Linked DNA regions of Homo sapiens: region 1 is linked to region 2. A link is a contact called in ENCODE Hi-C data. All regions are on one chromosome and are shown on one strand. The core of a region is the stretch at or near the end of the contact, and the rest is flanking DNA. Distances in the headings are between cores, read along the strand shown. Region 1 holds the start of PPP2R3A (protein phosphatase 2 regulatory subunit B''alpha). Region 2 holds the start of CEP70 (centrosomal protein 70).

Region 1 (3,142 bases), core at 389-2,888, 2.6 Mb after region 2:
TTAACTGCTCAATGTTCAGGTTGTCAGTGCATAAAGCTATTTTTGAACTCAACAGCCAGATTGGCCCCAGTAACACTTTCCCAAAGCTTTGTTTTTTAAAAACCTTTTTGATCTGTTTCCCCGTTCTCCTAGAAATCTCCTAGATTTCTGAGCTCCTAGATTGTATAAAAGATCTAAGTTTTTTTCCACAAGTATCTCATGCCATTAAGTTCTTCTGCCAGAGGTGATAAAAGGGCCATTTGGATGCAATAAATGTAAATAAATTGTGTGTGTAAATTAGCAGTGGCTTAGAAAATTTTTAAAAGGCTTTCATGGACTACTGAAAGAAACTGAGATAATTTTTAACATACCACCAAGAAAAAAAAACAACAGTTTTACTACAACACAAGCCGGCTGCCTACTGAACTGGACGCCCATGCTCTGACCTAGTATGGCAATTCTTAGGGTCTAGGCGCTGGGTTCTGTTTACAAGAAACTAAGGCCTGAGACTAAGGAAGAACAAAGAAAAATGCCTGGCACCAAAGGTGTGGGGGATGTTTTGTACATAAATGAAGATTTGAGGAGGAATACTTCCTCAGATGTTGGAAGGAATTACTCTTTTTTTGCTTACGTGTTAAGAATTTAATGTTTTCAGGCCATTTCCTAATTAGAAAATACCTTATAATTTACAAACAATAATTTGTCTTCCCCTACATTTGCTGACCACCAAGACTGGATAAAATTTCCTTAAGCTTTACCAGAGTGGGAGGACTGGGAATAACGGGAGCACAACAGAGTTCGGATGCAACATCAACTCCAAGCCCGGCCAGCTGGTTTCCATCGAGAGGTCCCCCAGGAGAACGCCCCTCCGCGGCGGCGGCGGCCAGGTCGGCGCGGGAGAGACCCACCGAGGCGCTCCAGCGCGGCCGCGGTGCAGGACCAGGGGCCGCCCGGCCTCCGTTTACCTTTGTTTCAGGTACCCCGGCTCCTGGCGGGCCGGGAATCCCGTCCGCGGCCCGGAGCTGGTGACACATCCTTCTTTGGCCAAGTCGGGCCGAGGTTGGGCAGGGGGCGGGGAAGGAAAAGAAAGCCTCAGCGCCTAACGACGTGACTCTCAGTTCTTCCAAAACGCTGGCATTTGTTTCTCTGCCAGGCTTTCCTGTTAACAAGTTCCCGAGGGCTGTGCGGGCGAACTGGCCCAGGAGCCCTGAAAAGTGGGAGGGCCCAGGCCGCCCCCGCCTACCCTCCTCCGCGGGCGCCCCTGGGGCAGGCAATTTCCACACCTCCCTGGTGCCGTGTCCCGGGACCGGCCGGCCGCGCCGAGGCAACGCACCGCACCGCACCGCACCGACTGGAATTCCGACTTCCACAGCCCAATCAGCTCCGTGTGGCCCCTCTGGCCAGGCCGGTCCCCGCCCCCAGGTCCCGGCCCCGCCCGCCCCGGCCTCCGCGCGCCGCCCCGAGCCTCGCCACCCCCTCGGGCCGGGACGAGGGAGCTGAAGGCTCCAGGCCGTGCGGCCAGTGTTCCTTTGCCTACCTCGTTGCCCGCGGCTCCTCCTCCGGCGGCTCAGCTCGCGGGCAGCGCTTGCCTCCAAGCCTCCCCGCGGCGCGGACTCTCGGGCTACGAATGCGGCGCGTGAAGAGCGGAGGCCCGAGCGCGCCCCGCCCAGCCACCCGCAGGCCCCTACCTCCTTCTCCTCCTCCTCCTCCTCCTCCTCGGCCCCACCCTCGGCGGCCGGCCCGCCCGGAGCCCCGCCCACGCGCCAGGCCCCGCCCACTCTCCGGCCCCGCCCCCAGCCTACGCCCCGCCCCTCTGGCCAAGGCAGGAAGGGGGCCTCCAGGGGCGCCGCGAGAGCCGCTGTGGCCTCGGCGAGGGCAGTCTCCTGTATGGCGGCGCCGCGGGGATGCGATTCGTGGTGGTCGCTGCTGTTTGACAGATTCGAGTCTCTTGCTCGGATTTATTACTGTTATTGTCATCGTCAATATTGTCATCGTTGTTATTGTTATCGTCATTAGTTGTGTTGCCCTCTTCAAGGGGCCTTCAAGGAGGCCCCTTGAGGGCAGCGCGCTGCTGGCCAGACATTCCCTGGCGCTCCTGTCTTCCCACAGTCCTGCACCTGCGCCACATTTCACTCAGCCCAAGAAGTTGTGTGAATTTTAAAAGAAGTGATACTTATTTTTAACTGTTATTGTTAACTGTTACTGTTAAATAAAACACAAATATAGACAGCCATATAAAACCAATGTACAGCTTAATGGATTATTCCGATACACACACCCTTATAACCACTCGCCAGATTTATTAATAACACCGTGTAATATGGTCTGCTCTGAAACAGAACCTCATTAATAGCTGGAAGGACATAGCCTGGAAGGGCCTCCCAAAATTGCCCTCCTTCTAACTGCCACAGTACTCAAATGTGACAGGTCCATAATCATGCCCTCTCCAAGAATATATTTGTAAAATGGAAATTTCTCCAGAATTAGGAACCTCCAATTGAGTATCTTCGTAAAAATCTTGATAAAATGATAAATCTATAAATATATAAGCATATAAATAACAATAAATAAGTCAATCAGTTGGGTTGAATACCATGAGTAAGGAGCATGGGGGTGGGGGATGGGAGGTATGTAAAGACTTAAAAGGATTAGGTGGGCTGTGAGGACAGGTCCTGGGCACCTGGGTTGTTCTCACTGTCTCCCCAGCACCTAGCATAGCACCAAGCATATACTAGGTGCCATATGTGTGTGTGTATATATGTGCATTGTACATATATGCACATATATGTGTGTGTGTGTGTATAGCACAAGGAAAGAAAAAATTATGTAAGATAACCCCAAACAAGCTTTACATACTGAAATTTCACCCAAGGTCAATCCTCCCAGTAGCTAAAGTGTGCTCTGTGAGATGCCTTGATGCCCTAGAGAGAAAGAGACCATTTTACTTTCAACTTTCTACTGCTTTTCCATTTCAAAAGCCCTTTCACATGCATATGGTATCTTATTTGAGACTGAGAGCAACTCTGTGAAAAATGCAGGGCAGGATAGGACTCTGCAAAGGTCACAGTGCAATGCATATCAGTAAGAAGGAAAAGTACACAATGTACCATAAAACAATGTTAAAACTGCTGACCCTGGCAACCTGGATTCTTGGTTTGTCTCA
Region 2 (2,969 bases), core at 371-2,870:
TGTGCTTTGAAGACTGTGAAAGATACTGGTGATCATCCATCTAGCATCCATTTTCCTCTTCTCCTTTACAGGTCTCCAGTTTTATTCAAATAGCCATGTCTCCACCTTGCAACTCATGTGACTCAAAGAGCACTGACACCATTGCCAATTCCAATTGTCATAGCTCCTTTTCACTTCTGGAACCCAGGCTTAAGCTGTCTGTACATTTCCCAGGCAGTTACTGGTAAAGAGGAAGAGTGTGTGCCTGTGTGAACTTATTGGCTCAAAAAACCAGAAGGAAAGGTTTTAGATGAAAAAGAAAGTATGTGGTCCTGATTTCTCCAAGTAGACATCTGGAAAATCACGTTAGTATGAATTTGAAGTCTACCCTTTTTTTTTTTTACAACAAAGCAGAGACTAATAGCAACTGGGTCCTTGTTAACTTGCTTAGCCACTGAATTAATCAAAGTCTCCCTTGCCTCTGAGCTTTCTGTTATGCGAGATAAGCAACTTCTTTATTTTTTAGGAAGACAGTTTAACTCAGATTCTATATCACGTGCATCCAAAATAATAATAACTGACTCAAAGATGTTTGGCCTCTACAATTAGGGCAGCCATTCTCAGAAGAGTATGCAAGGGCACCCTATTATCTTGGAAAAGGGAAGCACTGAGACTATTTGCATTTTGAGAACTGAAAATGCAATCTGCTAACCGTCGTTAGAGTGAATATCCAGGTATGGAAAGCACAGTGGGTAGGCGTAGGTTGGGGTAGGGACATGTTTGCATGGGGCAAACACAGAGATCAAACCTAAGTGTAGTCCCAGCTGCCTGGAAGAAGGCTAAGAAGGGTCTGAAAGTATTGAGCTCCAAGAGCCCTTGGATCTCCTGATGAGAGACCCTTGGCTGATGCCCTAGATGGGACATCCCTGTTGGCTACTGTGGGACCTGCATCATTTGACTGCAACACAGTCTGTTGCAACATTTGACTGTAACACAGACCTACATCATTTGACTGATTTGAAAAGACAAGTTGTCAACAGCGACACCATGTGGCTATAAGATACAATGACAATGGTGGACAGCTACAGCCTCAGGTAGGGCCTGACGCTTCGTCGAGATGTGGAAAATGCTGAATGGGAAGATGAACTGTCGTCAACAAATATTTATTGGGGTCCTCCAAATGTCAGCTGCTACAGTGGTCATTCAGGTCTGGAACATCGAGAACATGCTGACCCGTACCCCAGCAAGGGCTCGTAGTCGCGGCGGGGTAGGGGGCGAGAGAGAGGGCAGTCTCTGGTGGCCAGGTAACCCAGGCTTCACTTTCACCCACGGCCACAAGTATTTCTGACGTCTTCCGGGCAAATAAGCCTCCATGTAAGTGACAGGGCACCCAAGGAGTGCGTTGGAAGCGCCAGCGTGCCCGAGACCAGCACATCGCACCGACGCCTTCGTTTGCGGTAAGCCCCGCCCCCCGTAGTGAGCCAACCGGAGGGAGCGGGGCGGACCCAGCTTCCCGGAGAGGCTGGAGAGAATCGTTTGGGGGCATTCGCAGGCCAAAGAGGGGCTGGCCCTCGACGCGCTCGGGCTCGATTGGCCGCCCTCCCCCGGCGGTGGTAACGGTCGCGGAGGCGGGGCCTGACGTAGCTGATCCCAGCCTAACCTGGCCCGGCTGGCTGCTGGTGGGAGGCCGGCGACTGAGTAAGGTGAGTGGCTCTCGGGGCTCTCAGAGGCGTCGGCGTGAGCCCCTTCCCGGAGTACCCCGGACTTGACCTCACCTGGGCCTAAAAGTGGTCAGACTGACCCTTGTCGGGGAGGAGCCATCTGGGACAGGGTCGCGCCAATTAAAAATCCCTGCGTAAGGGTTTGGGGATCGGACAAAACTGCCTCCAGTCCCAGCTCCCCAGGCTTTGTGTTCTTTGGCTTCTCCTTTAATGTCTCAGCGCCTCCGATTCTTTATTTGTATACTAAAGCTGGTAATTCTTGCCTTACAAGGTGGTTGTGAGGGTTAAATGAGGCAGTAAGAGTAAAGCTTAGAATCACGTCGGGCACAGACTCGATTTAAGCTGTAGGTAATTACTCCATCCCCCAAAATCGACCCGGGCTGAAGCGCTAGTTTTGTGTCAAACAACCGCGAAGGTTGTTTGGGGAGTGAGGACTCGGAGCAGAAGGGGGCGGTTAGGCGAATAGCACAGGTGAGTATCTCTTTCTCCAGTTTATTAACCTCATTCCGGATTCAGGAGACCTCTGACTTTATACAGGGCCTAATAGGAGTTTTTCAAGGTGAAAAATGCCAGAAGGCTAAGTCACCTGTAACAGAGAGACCAATCAGAGTTTCCTTTTTTACTGCCACTTTGTTTTTCAATCAATGATATTAAACAGGCAGGGCGCAGTGGCTTACGCCTGTAATCTCAGCACTTTGGGAGGCCGAGGTGGGCGGATCCCCTGAGGTCAGGAGTTCGAGACCACCCTGGCCAACATGATGAAACCACGTCTCTACTAAAAATACAAAAATTAGCTGGGCATGGTGGTGTGCGCCTGTAATCCCAGCTACTCGGGCGGGTGAGGCAGCAGAATCGCTTGAACTCGGGAGGCGGAGGTTGCTGTGAGCCGAGATCGCGCCACTGCACTCCAGCCTGGGTGACGGAGCGAGACTCTGTCTCAAAAATATATGTATAATATATTAAACTCTGTGCAGGCATTACCCATATTGGTTTCAAGCCTCTGCATGAGTTTTGTACTTTAAATATTGCCAAGTAGACTCTGGCCTCCCCTGCCCCGCCTTTTGGGGAAGAGGTGGCTGACTTGGAGTTTTCCCTACAGCTTTTGCTTCAAAGCAAGGTTCTGCCCCTTCATGTCACCTCTCCTGAGACAGAATGATTTGGTTGAGATGACATTCCATTTTAACTCTTTCCTATTTGGGGTAAGTTCAGCTCTTTCTTAGGAACATTAAACAGCAAGTTGCAATATTTTTAGAATAGAGCTTTTGCATT

The links. A loop is a pair of places that touch in the nucleus more often than their neighbours do. Pooled maps may share reads with other maps.
Region 1: a pooled map shows a loop between it and region 2 (27-fold over the local background). The contact joins the promoter of PPP2R3A here to the promoter of CEP70 in region 2. A Hi-C loop is called at or near these places in 7 of 50 pooled maps.

The regions. Positions count from the first base shown.
Region 1 is chr3:135,964,224-135,967,365 of GRCh38, reverse strand. PPP2R3A (protein phosphatase 2 regulatory subunit B''alpha) reads right to left here and starts at 1,638. Exons shown (of 14, transcript NM_002718.5): 1 at 1,517-1,638. RefSeq lists silencers at 1,162-1,441, 1,572-1,801 and an enhancer at 1,246-2,064.
Region 2 is chr3:138,592,911-138,595,879 of GRCh38, reverse strand. CEP70 (centrosomal protein 70) reads left to right here and starts at 1,620. Exons shown (of 18, transcript NM_024491.4): 1 at 1,620-1,682. RefSeq lists an enhancer at 1,356-1,415.